2 separate regions of the Homo sapiens genome follow, and region 2 is linked to region 1. Evidence: read pairs that join two places in POLR2A ChIA-PET (ENCODE). Cell type or tissue: K562. All regions are shown on one strand. Links, peaks and the distances in the headings refer to the core of each region. The heading gives the core; the rest is flanking DNA. Region 1 has its middle 14 kb from the start of AFDN-DT. Region 2 overlaps AFDN (afadin, adherens junction formation factor).

Region 1 (9,569 bases), core at 2,390-6,389:
GTTTATTTCTAGACATAGAAAACAATTTTACACAATTGAAATGTATGATTTTTATTCTCAATGATTATCTATTTAGTGCTAAAATATTTATACCATATGTGTCCATTTAAAAAAAAAATAGGAGGGGAGTGAAATGCCAAAATTAAATGTCTAAAAAAGGATCAGAAAGAATAAAGTAGCCACATTTTTGCTAAATCTAACCACCTCAAGAAGTGAAAACCACAACGGGAACCACTCTGCCCAGGCGTGTGGCATGGCTATATATAGAACAGGATTTGATTGCACATTGGGTAAAATATTGTTCTCCAGCTTTACTGAGGTATAGTTAACATATAATAACCTGCATGTATTTAAAGGGTTTGATCTGTTGAGTTTTAACACATGCATACATCCATGAAAACATGATCATCAAGATAATGCCTCAGGATCGATTGTAATTCCTACTTCTCCCCCTTCCCTGGATATATGGTTTGCAAATATTTTCTTCAAGGCTGAAGTAGAATCCTGATAGCTCAAAAAAAACTCAGCCATAAATATTTCCAAATTAAAGCTTCTAAGATGGCTGTGAAGTTTTATATTATTAATTGGTATAGAAAAGGAAGATACGTTATACTCCATTTTTAACTAAAGCTGTTCAATTTGATGTTTATCCCACAAAAATGTTATATTATTTTTGAAATTATGTTTAATAATTTAAGAACAATTTTCTATTGAATAAGGATCTATTTCAGAAATATTAATTGTACAACTAACATAATGCTCAGCTTGATTTTTTCCCTTCAGTAAAATGAACCAAGATGAGAATATTTACATCTAGAAAATGTATTATAAATATTAGCACCTCGTTAAGCATACTGAGTAGGGATAACAAAGTCTAATACTGTCCTGTCCTGTGCAATAGAATTGATATACTTTAATCACATTACAGAATTCATGTTAATTTTTTTCACTTTAAAACAAAGTTGGGCTGGGTGCGGTGGCTCACGCTTGTAAACCAAGTGCTTTGGGAGGCTGAGGCAGGAGGATCACTTGAGTTCAGGAGTTCGAGACCAGTCTAGCCAACATGGTGAAACCCTGTCTCTTACTAAAAACACAAAAATTATCCAGGTGTGGTGGCACGAGCCTGTAATCCCAAGCTACTCGAAGGCTGAGGCAGGAGAATCGCTTGAACCCGGGAGGCAGAGCTTGCAGTGGGCTGAGACTGCGCCATTGCACTCCAGCCTGGGCAACAAGAGCGAAACTCCATCTCAAAAAAAAATAAACAAAACAAAACAAAAAACAAAAAAAGTTGTACTACAACATAGATGAACCTTGAAAATATTATGCTAAGTGAAAGAAATCAGTCACAAAAGACCATATATTCAAATTTGAAATGTTAGATGAACTGAACATAGTCTTAGAAAGGTGAAACTTACCAATATTGACACAAGAAGAAATAGGAGATTTTAAAAGTTCTGTAAATATTCAGGAATTATCTGTACTTCAAGCTCTCCCACTCTGACCCCACCCATCCTCCCACAAAACAAAAGTCCCAGCCCAACTAAATGTTTAAGAGAGTGTGGGGAAAGTTAGAGAATAAAAAAGGGTGGGCACTTCCCAGCAATTTTAATAAAATCAGTACAATTTAAGCATCAAACTAACAAGGACATTATAAGAAAAAAATAATAGGTCAATTTTCCTTGTACATATGTATGTAAACTTTATAAATAAAATATCAGGAAATTAAATATAGCAATGTACAAAAAGGATAATGTATCACACATTTTGGGGCTTATTCTTCAAAGTAGTGTCTTAACACTATAAAGGAGAGGAAAAGTAAGTAATCATACAATTGATAAAGAGAAAGCATTTTTTAAAAATTTAAATCCATTTATGTTAAAAAAAAAAAAAACCTCTTAGCAAGCTAGGAAGAGAGTGGAACTTCATTATCATGATACAGAGTACATTTTAAAATAGCTAGGAATAGAATGCAACATCATTATTATAGTAAAGAGTATTTTAAAAAACACATTTAATAGTGAAATGTTGAAACCTTTCCATCTGAGATTAGGAAGTAAACAAGAATATTTTATATCACCACATTTATTCAGCATTAAACTAGTAATTCTAGCCAGTGCAGTAAAGAGATGCAGACTGGCTAAGAGATAATAAAACTACCACTATTTGTTGATAATATTTCGATGTAGAAAGCATAAATTATTAGAATTAAGAAGTTAGTTTAGCAAAGTTGTTAGACACAGGTGAATATTTTTAAAAATCAATTATATTCCTCTGTATTAGCACAGTTGGAAAATGAAATACTAAAACAGATTCACGTACAAAAGCATAAAATATTAAATATTTAACACTAAAACTTCTTTAAAAGATGCACAAGGGCTATGCAGAAAAAACTACAACATTTTTTAGAAAAATTCAAGATAATCTAATTAAGTGGGGGGGATATACCATGTTCATAGATTAGAAATGTTATTATTGTAAATATATTCATTTTCCCTGAATTGGTCTATAAATCTAATGCCATGTTGATAAAAGCCTCAGCAGGATTTTCTGTGGTAATTAACAAAATAATTCTAAAACGTATGTGGATGCACAAAGGGCCAAGAAAAGCCAAGAAAACTTTAATGAAAAGAACAAGGCAGGACTTAGTCTACTCGATATCAGAATTTATTATAAAGCTTCAGTAATTAAGGCAGTTTTTTGTGCAATGATAAACAAATAGACCGAAAAAATGGAATAATTGGTGCATACAGACACACACATATGGATATTCCATTTCTGGTAAAAGTAATAGTACTGCAAAGTAGTGGAGATTTTTTTTTTTTCAGTAGATGGTGCTTGAATAATTTGGATAACAACATGAAAAAAATTAAATATAACCCTACCCTGAAGAGTTATACACAAAAGTTAATTCCAGGTATACTGCTTATTTAAATTTGAAGGGTCAAATAACAAGACTTTGAGAAAATTATATAAGAGAAAAGCCTTTAAGATTTTGGGATAGAGAAAATTGAATAGGAATAATGCTCTTTTGAGCACTAACCATAAAGAGAAAGATTGATAAATTAGACTATATTAAAATTAAAGACTTTTTAAATTTAAGAGTAAAAGATAATACTATGAGAGTGACAGGCAAGCCACTGAGTGGTAGCGTGGTTATATCAAGACAAAAAGTCCTATCCAGTATATATCAATAGTTTCTACAAATCAATTAAGACAGACAACCCAACAGAAAAACAAGCAAGAGACACTAAGACTTCACAAAAGAGGAGATCCAAATGATCAACAAATATGTGAGAGGATGGTCATTCTCATTAGAAATGGGGAAAATGTGAATTAAGGCAATAGAATATCACTACACATCCACCAGGATGGCTAAAGGCTGATAATACCAACTGAAATCCCACTATGCTGGTGATGAAAACGTAGATTGGTTCAACCTCTTTGGGAATTTGACAGTATTTACTAAGTGTGTGTATGTGCCTACCCAATGCCTCAGCAATTCCACTCATAGGCACGTGCCCAACCAGCATGTGAGCTCGTGCTGCACATCAAGACACATACGTAACTATTCACGGCAGCATTCTTATGGGCAGTCAAACATTGGAAGCAATCCAAATGTTCACTAACAGTGGACATCACAGTAGCCAAACAATAGGACATTAAACAGCAATTTATATGAAATAACTGTTGCCTCATACAACCAAAGGATGAATCTTTCATACATACACAGTCACACTCAGTTCTGAGGAAAAGAAGCCAAACATACCCACAAAAATATATACTGTAGGATTCCGTTTTCACAAACTTCAAAAACAAGACAAATGAGTCTGTGATGTCAGGACAGCGTTTAACTTGAGCAGGGAGTGAAGGGAGTGACTGGGAAGAGACACGAGTGGGGCTCCGGGGTGTTGGCCATATTCTGCTGTTGTGTTTAAACCTGGGTGTGTGCACAAGTGTTCATCAAGCTGTATAATGATGGGGCATGCACTTTCCTGTATGTGTTCAACATAGAAGAACAGGAATCAATTAGGTTATCATAATAACTTAATCAGTATGAAGAGGAAAATGGATGAGGTAGAAAGTATAGCAAGAGCTCAGAGGAGAACATATTATCAACTGCCATGGTTGGCCTGGCTTCTTGCCAAGGAAAGAACAGAGGAAACAGAAGATAGAAAACAGGAGTTATGTTTACAGAAACCTCCCATGAGGGGGCTGAAGGGAGATCTCAGGATGACAACTCATACAAGATACTGAGTCCTAGTCCAGATGGGAGCAATGTGACTCCAGAGATGGAATTTTTCACCAAGTTTCCCAGTGCCATGGTGCTGCCTTCTTCCCCGGAAGACAGCATGCCCAGGTGAGCCTGGGTTCTTGCTTTTGTGTCTTCACATCCCTGCCCTGTTCTCAACGTTCTTCTGCCTGCATCAGTGGAGGATGCCCATTAATCCACCTTTGTGATTTCTCCAAGGATATTTAGAGGTGAATTCATAACTATCGTCTATTTCCATCTAAGAAAATACAACTGTAAACTAAAAAATAATGATTCAGCTTTTTCCCTAGAGCTGTTTCCTCAGGCAACCTAATTAAGGATTAATCCTGTTACCCCAGTGCCCTCCCTAGGAAACCTCCAAATGACTTCAGGGGAATTTCATGTAGTTAATGGTTGCTGGATCTTTCTGAGTGAGTTATCATTAAAAATACATATGTGCAAATACCTAACCCTAACCCTTATCCTAACCCTTACCCTCATCTGGTTTGCTAGTAGAAAACCTTGAGAATCATTTTAGACTGAAACACTTTCTTCTGGGTTAATTACCATCGTCCCCCAAGAAAAGCCATCAACTCTGACGTCCATTTTGGTTTCGGCAAAGCCAGTCTCGTTTAAATGATTCTTCACTGATAAGAATTGGATGCTTCCCTCCTCTTTTCTGTCTGTAACTTGTTTTTTTTTTTTTTTGAGATGGAGTCTCACTCTGTTGCCAGGCTGGAGTGCAGTGGTGTGATCTCGGCTCACTGCAACCTCCGCCTCCCAGGTTCAAGCAATTCTCCTGCCTCAGCCTCCAGAGTAGCTGGGATTACAGGCGTGCACTACCACGCCCAGCTAATTTTTTGTATTTTAGTAGAGACGAGGTTTCACGGTGTTGGCCAGGATGGTCTCGATTTCCTGACCTCGTGATCCCCGCCTCGGACTCCCAAAGTGCTGGGATTACAGGTGTGAACCACTGCACCCGGCCTTGTCTGTAACTTAATATCTGTTTTGTCTTTTTTTTAAACTGATACCTTATATCTAGCCTTCAAAATTAATATTTTGCCATGTTCACCTCTCATTCTGATTTTTTTTCCCAACCATTTACAAATGTAAAGAAGATGGTTAGTTTGTGAGCCATACAAAAATAAGAGGCAAGAGGGATTTGCCTTGCAGGTTGTACTTTGTCCACCCCGGTCTAGAATATTAAGGATTTTCTACATATTAATTCATAGTCTAAGGGATCCCAGAAATAGGAGCTGCTTGAGAAGATGTAGTCTGTGGTGTTGAAAATGACATACATCTAAAAGTATTTAGAATGTTTTTAATGGTGGAATTCACCCTGCTGTGTCACTCTTTTATACAGGTTGAGTAGTCCGAATCCAAAAATGCAAAATGCACCCAAATCTGAAACTTTTTGAGTGCTGACAGGACATGCTAAGGAGTTGCTCATTGGAGCATTTTGGATTTCAGATTTTTGGATTAGGGATGCTGAACTGGTAAATAGATCATGCAAAGATTCCAAAATCTGAAATTTGAGACGTTTCTGGTCCCAAGCATTTTGGATAATGAATACTCGACCAGCCTTACAACAAATAAACCAAACAATTAAACAAAAATAACTAACATTTTGACATTAATCTTTGAACAAGCATCTCTTCATGAATTTTCTATGTTTAAACAAATAGTTTTTAGCTAAAACACTTCTCTTACTCATAATTGAATATCTATACTTTGGATATTTTGTCATCTATACCCTTGGCTACAGCTCATTTTAAAATTATATTTTTTACTCTATTGCCACTTCACTATATTTAGACATTGAAATTTAAACTGTAATCTTATCTTTATTTAATGGGAAATAATGTATGTATGGGAAATTAAAAGTTAAAAATGACTGTGAAAAAATAATTGTATTATTGAGCTGAAAGGGTTCATGTCTGGAGTCTCCATCCAAATCCAAGCCTAGAATCATATACAATTCCCTTATAATTATCTTCTGAAATTTATGGTATAAAAGATGCTAATAATATATTAAATTTCTTATAGGAATTATAACCACAAATTATTGAAACTCCCTAGTACCTAACACTGTTGTTAATAAGGCATTTCTCAGCACATTGTAGGTTTACTTTAGCCTAATGAAAAAGCTATGATTCCAATATGTATTGATATATAATTATTTAAATAATTTAGTATCTGGCCAGCCCTGTAATCCCAGAACTCTGGAAGACCGAGGTGGGTGTATCACTGAAGGTCAGGAGTTCGAGACCAGCCTGGCCAAGGTGGCGAAACCCCATCTCTACTAAAAAATACAAAAAATAACTGGGCATGGTGGCAGGCACCTGTAATCCCAGCTACTTGGGAGGCTGAGGCTGGAGAATTGCTTGAACCCAGGAGGCAGAGGTTTCAGTTAGCTGAGAAAGAGCCACTGCACTCCAGCCTGGGCGACAGAGGGAGACTCCATCTCAAAATAAATAAATAAATGAAAGAAAGAAGGAATTTAATAGCTAAACAATAAATTGGTTTCTTCTAGTCTAAAATGTGAGTTAATATATAATGAATGTATATTTATTCATTTCTTGATCTGAAGTAAATCTCTATTAAACAATACACATAAAAAGCCTTGAAACCAAAAATGGTCATTTACTTCAAAATAGTTAGATATGCAGGTCAAACGTTATTGGATATGTATTTGAATAACTTTCAAATTCCTTATGCTAGCAGGCATGGTGGCTCACGCCTGCAATCCCAGCACTTTGGGAGGCCGAGGTGGGCGGATCACCTGAGGTGAGGAGTTCGAGACCAGCCTGACCAACATGGCAAAACCCTGTCTCTACTAAAAATACAAAAATTAGCTGAGCTTGGTGGTGGGTGCCTGTAATCCCAACTACTCGGGAGGCTGAGGCAGGAGAATCGCTTGAATCTGGGAGGTGGAGGTTGCAGTGAGCTGAGATCGCGCCATTGCACTCCAGCCTGGGTGACAGAGCGAGACTCCGTCTCAAAAAAAAAAAAAAAGAAAAAGAAAAAAATTTATTTTTAAAAAGACAAGAGTGTTACTATGTAACAATTTAATCAAACTATGTACATAGCTATGTTTTGCCTCATTAATTATCTTAAAAATAAATATACATCTGTGTCTTACTTTAAAGACATTATACTTTGGTAAAAATATTAGGCAGAGAAATTTGTGCAGTCCTGTAATTGCAGAAAAATAAAAAGAAAATGTTATTCTTTGAAATTGCTTTAAGTTTTGTAAGTTTTCTCCACCGAGAAAAATATATCAATATGAAAGGATTTAACAGCACTACAGATGTATTATTGCAGTGTTCATTTTTCTTTGACAATTCTATGAGGCATCACATCAATCATTTAGATTAAAAAATTGAGTTTCAGAAAGATGCTTGGCTATTACATGGCCGATGGCAGTTTGACATTCGAATTCAGGTCTGTGTGGCTCTAACCCAACAGATGTTTCACCGCGCAGGGGTCTGATTGTGAACCAGAGGAACGGACACGTGGCTCTAGAGGGTTCAGCAGAAGGGTGCCCTCCTGGAGGTGGTAGAGAGGTGTTTGAGCTGGGCCTTGAGTCGATGATATTTGAGCAGATGGGCCAAGTTTTCCTGCTGCAATAGGCAACCCTGAAATTTCAGCGTCTTAACACCAAAACTTCTTTCTTGTAAACTGCAAAACCCGAACCCCTCTGTGGGACCCAGCGCCCCTCCAGGGCAGCTGTCCGGTAGGCGGCGGCTGAGACCTGGCTGCTGGACTTTCCAGTTTCTCCACACCCACACTGGCGTTTCCACAGGCACTGAGGCAAGGAAAGACGGGGCTGGACTGTCGCTCCTGGCTCCTGCACACTTCCATACGGAAGTGACACGCCGGCTCCTCTGCCATTGCATTCACCAGAACTAGTCACGTGGCCACGCCCGCCTTCACAGGGCGGAAGGTGAAATTCCGTGTGCTTAGCAGAGGACAATTCAAACGGGTGTCCAGCAGAGATGGTCAGGACCTCAGCCCGCAGCTATGAGAAGGGGTCCTCCGGGTGGAGGGAAGAGTCTAGCCCCGCAGGCGAGGCGGGGAAGCAGAGGCGTGCTTCCAAGACGTCCAGAGGCGCGATCAGGTGAACTCAGAGAGGGAAAGCAACTGGGAAGCAGGTCATGGGGAGGCAGACACAGAGCACTTGTCTTCTCCTTCCTATAGAATATGTAGTTGAAACACTCACAACATATAATCTACCAAATTCATCATAGATGACTTATTGCAATGAAAACAATTATAATACTATATTGCTGTGGTTTTTCTGGGGGGTGGGGTGCTATGTAGTATTACATATATGTATGGCTTTGAAAGCCTCCAAAGACTTTAGAAGTTTACTGCAATATTCTGAACAAATGGAAGCTCTAATGTAGCGCCCTTTAATAATTAAAAATATGCATAAAATGTTAAAATTGAATGATTTTTCTTTTTTTCCAGAAGGGCGAATACTTCTGTATGGTTTCCGACATGCAGGACTACTTAAAAAAAAAAAAGAAAACTTTTCTGGACTTCCTTTTTTCTCATGTACATTTTTAACCCCTGCAGTGCCAACATTCAAATGAAGAATGAAAACATTTCTATGTGAATGCATACTTGGAGAGAACATTCATATGCCTTACTTTAATTTTATCCTTATAACAGCTCTGTAAGGTGGGCAGTGAAGGTCTGTTGCCATCATCATGTTTCTTTTTTCTTTTTTTTTTTTTTGAGACAGAGTCTTGCTCTGTTGCCCAGGCTGGAGTGCAGTGGCGCTATCTCGGCTCATGCAAGCTCCACCTCCTGGGTTCATGCCATTTTCCTGCCTCAGCCTCCCAAGTAGCTGGGACTACAGGCACCCACCACCACGCCCGGCTAATTTTTTTGTGTTTTTAGTAGAGACAGGGTTTCACCATATTAGCCAGGATGGTCTCGATCTCCTGACCTCGTGATGTGCCTGCCTCGGCCTCTCAAAGTGCTGGGATTACAGGCTTGAGCCACCGCGCCCAGCCATCATGTTTATTTTTCACTTGAGGAAACTGAGTCTCAGACCTGTACAGACCCTTCACTGCCCTACAATTAGTGTAAGAGATGGAGCTCAAGGTTGGGAACTGTGGCGCTTAACCCAAGACTACTTTCCCACGACAATGTCTCTGACCACAGAGAGTCGATCTCTGTGCTAGTTAGGAATTGGTGGAAAGTTTCCCCTAGGAGAAAGGAGGTGTGTGACACTGGGAGAGTCTCAAGGTCAAACCTACAAGGTCATCTGAGCCAGTGATTCTCGAACTCAACTGAACATCAGAGTCAC
Region 2 (4,000 bases), core at 1-4,000, 75 kb after region 1:
TTGACATCTAGGATTTGTTGTTCATTTATAGAGCACAGGCAGAGTTGATTTGTATAATTCTTAAAAGCTCCAGAATTTTCAGAAAGGTAAGTGAGCATTGGCCTCAACTTAAAGTCACCAGCTTCATTCGCCCCTAACAAAAGAATCAGCCTGTTCTTTGAAGCTTCGAAGCCAGGCTTTGCCTTCTCCTCTCTAGCTAGAGAGTCCTAGATGGCTGCTTTTTCCAATAGAAGGCTGTTTCATCTTCATTGAAAATCTGTTATTTAGTGTAGTGACCATCAGTGGTCTTAGCTAGATCTTCTGGAGAACTTGCTGCAGCTTCTCCATTAGCTGCTTCACCTTGCAGTTTTATGGAGATGGCTTCATTTCTTAAACCTCACAAATCAACCTCTGCTAGCTTCAGACTTTTCTTCTGCATCCTTCTCACCTCTCTCAGCCTTCATAGAATTGAAGAGAGTTAGGGCCTTGCTCTAGAGTAGAATTGGCTGTAATATTGTGGCTGATTTGGTCATCTATCCAGACCATTCAGACTTTCTCCATATGAGCAATAAGGCTGTTTCTCTTTCTCACCATTCATATGTTCATTGGAGTAGCACTTTTAATTTCCTTTAAGAAGTTTTCCTTTGCATTCATAACTTGACTGGCACCAAGAAGCCTAGCTTTCTGCCTGTCTGGGCTTTCGACATGCCTTTCTCACTATGTTTAATCAATTTTTAGCTTTTGATTGAAAGTGAGTGATGTGCAGCTCTTCCTTTCACTTAGAGGTCATTTTAGGGTATTAATTGGCCTAATTTCAATGTTATGTCTCATAGAATAGGGAGGGCCAAGGAGAGGTAGAGAGATGGGGAGTGGAACATTCAGAACACACACACTTATCAGTTAAGCTTGCCATCTTATATGGGTGCAGTTCATGGCACCCCAAAACATTAGTAACATCAGAGATCACAGATCACCATGACAGATTTAATAATAATAATGAAAAAGTTTGAAGTATTGTGAGAATTAACACAATGTACACACAGACACAAAGTGAGCAATGCTGTTGGAAAAATGGCATCAGTAGGCGTGCTCAACGCAGGCTTGCCGCAAACCTTCAACTTACATTTGTTTTTTCTTAAAAGAGCAATATCCGTGAGGCACAATAAAGCAACAAGGTATGCCTGTACATTTACGAATACCCTGTCTTTGTAAAAGCAGTCATCATAAACAAAACCAGATAACACAATGCTGTGTATATGTTTACATGAGCAAAGAGAAAGTTAAATGCCTAGAAAAGATACTAGCTTACAAACTAAGTGAGGGAAAGAGGGAGGAAAAGACTTTTAACATGTGTTATATGATTAAGATCTGAATCTCATTATAAAATAAATGCATAAAGATAATTATTGAAAGTATGGTCACAAAAATATAGTAATCTCACAGTAGTTTTTTTTTTCCCTTGTGCTTTTTCTGTATTTGAATTTTTTTACAGTGAACATGTGTTATTCAGAATCAGAAAGAAATACAGCAAAGCTCATTTCATTGGGATGGGAGAAGAGAGATAAGCATGGGTATTTGGTAATTTGGTGCACCTTTTTATTTCTTTGGCCTTTAGTAGGAAGTAGTGAGAAATAGTATCAATAAAATTGAAGGAAAAAAGTCTTCTCAGAAGTGAAATTTTAAAATTTATACTTTAAATGAGAATTCATAGATAAACAGTGTCATGAACTAGAGTTCTGCCATACTCTGTGGGGCATTGATTGGGTAAGGGTGTAAGGTTGTTCAGTCAAGGTAATTGTACATTCTCTCTGAAGGAAAAATACCTGAGCTGGAGGGTGTTGTGGTGTGTTGCCCTGACAGTTACTTGAAGTGCAAGAGAGCTCTGTTACAATCCTGGGCCTTATAAGATAATCCCTTACCATTCACAAGAACTATATAGCAAGTATGATTGTATATATAAGAGAGATAATTTACCTATAGAATAATTAAGTCCATGGATATGATGGGTTTTTTAAGTGGTCCGTATACTTAGAATTGATTAGTAACTGCTGTACAAAGTTTTCTAAGTCAGAATACTATTAGTAAAACAGCAGTGTACATAGGGTCTGTACTACTGAACAGACGCCTGATGCTTTCTGAGCTGTGTCCCTCAGCTGTTGTGGTGTGAACACTGAGGGCAGGAACTTGAAGCCCTGTCTCTACTAAAAATACAAAAATTAATTGGGCATGGTGGTGGGCACCTGTAATCCCAGCTACTCGGGAGGCTGAGGTGGGAGAATCACTTGAACCCAGGAGGCGGAGGTTGCAGTGAGCTGAGATCGCACCACTGCACTCCAGCCTGGGTGACAGAGCGAGACTGTATCAAAAAAAAAAAAAAAAAAAAAGAATGCCTGGTGTTGCATCTGATACCTGGTGTTGCTCCAGTATTTGCCAAGGGAATGTTGATGTTGATAAGTGTATATAAGTCTATTTAATAATAAACTGTTCTATAAAATTGCATCTGATAAACTTTTTAACATCTTTTTCTTTTCAGTAATTTTTGGCTGATTTTTACTGATGAAAATGAGAAAGTGAAAGAGCACCTTAATCGGGGTTTTAAAGTTATAAAAGCCTATCTTGGGATTTTATTGACAGTCCCTTATGAAGTCATTTGATAATTTCCATTGAGTGTTTCTTCTAGTTTTGGTTTTCTGTTCTGTTATTTCCTAACCAGTTTTCTTTTGCAAGATTAGGCAATACAAATCAGGAGGTAATTATTGTTTTACCTTGAAATTCTTTATCTTCTCAGCTTGCCTTTTTTTTTTTTTTTCTTTTTTTCCTTTTGGAGATGAAGTCTCGCTCTGTCACCCAGGCTGGAGTGCAATGGCACGATCTCGGCTCACTGCAACTTCCGCCTCTTGGGTTCAAGCCATTCTCCTGCCTCAGCCTCCCGAATAACTGGGACTACAGGCGCACGCTGCCATGTCCGGCTAATTTTTTGTATTTTTTAGTAGAGACAAGGTTTCACTATGTTGCCCAGGCTGGTGTCGAACTCCTGAGCTCAGGCAGTCCACCTGCCTTGGCCTCCCAAAGTGCTAGGATTACAGGCATGAGCCACTGTGCCTGGCCCAGGTTGCCATTTTATAAATTGTAGCTGTTTTCTTATTCTTTATTCATTATTTTATCTATTTAATTATTTAATAAATTTTCTCCTTGTTAGATATTATCCTGGGATAAGAAGAAGCTGCCCTTAGAGCTTATAATAAAGGGAGACAGAAAGACTAAGAAATAGAAAACAGGGAGCTTTTCTATTAGAATGAAAATCATTGAATGCTTTCTAGAGAAGTTGTACTTAAGCTGAAGGATGAGTGGATGTTATTAGACATGAAAGTTGGGGCAGGAGGGATCATGGAAGCATATTATATGTCGCCGAGTGTGAGGATTCTGGTTCCATGTGACTTGGCTCTAAATGTTTGATAAAGATTGAGACTAAAGAGATGAGTGAAGGTCAGATCCTGAAGTAGTATGTGTTCTAAGCCAAGATACTGAATGTAATATGAAACACTATGAAGAAAGATTGGTTAATTTATGATAAGGTGTGTTACAGTCTATTTGTCTTTTTAAGGTAATTGAAGCAGTGTAGAGAGAAATTACAGGGTTCTGTAGAAGAGTCTAACCCATTTGGTATGTGAGCATGAGGATACATTTGGGTGGTGAGGTCTATTAAGATAACATCATTACATTAATTACAGGTTGGAAGTAATGTTCACATGCCAGTGACTTGGCCTTCTTTTCTTATTCTCTCTAATCCTGTTTTGGTTCATGTTAGCAGTGTGTTAGAGTGAAGATGGAGCACTAGCCCAAAGTCTAGAAGAATATTGGACAACCATCATCTCCCACTCTCCTCCATATTACAGTGTTTTGGGGGCTTTCTTAGATTATTAAAAAAATTGTTTGGCTCTAGTAAAAATGTAATAAAAAAGTAATACAGCATTATGAATTAGGAGTTCAATGAATACAGTATATTGAAACAGGTGGTTAA

What was found. Peaks named below come from ENCODE experiments on the same cell type or tissue, not always from the same donor. Only the 100,000 strongest peaks of a DNase experiment are listed, where the experiment ranks them.
Region 2: POLR2A ChIA-PET joins it to region 1 with 6 read pairs; 6 of 35 experiments call an interaction of 5 or more read pairs at or near these places.

The regions. Positions count from the first base shown.
Region 1 is chr6:167,807,716-167,817,284 of GRCh38, forward strand. No RefSeq gene overlaps it. Among named protein-coding and RNA genes, the nearest start is that of AFDN-DT, 14 kb to the right of the region's middle. RefSeq lists a silencer at 7,774-8,068. In K562, for the core only: no CTCF peak of the experiment used is centred there; DNase peaks (open chromatin) are centred at 3,906 and 4,186.
Region 2 is chr6:167,884,671-167,888,670 of GRCh38, forward strand. All of the region lies in intron 6 of AFDN (afadin, adherens junction formation factor), which reads left to right. Among named protein-coding and RNA genes, the nearest start is that of AFDN, 60 kb to the left of the region's middle. In K562, for the core only: no CTCF peak of the experiment used is centred there; no DNase peak of the experiment used is centred there.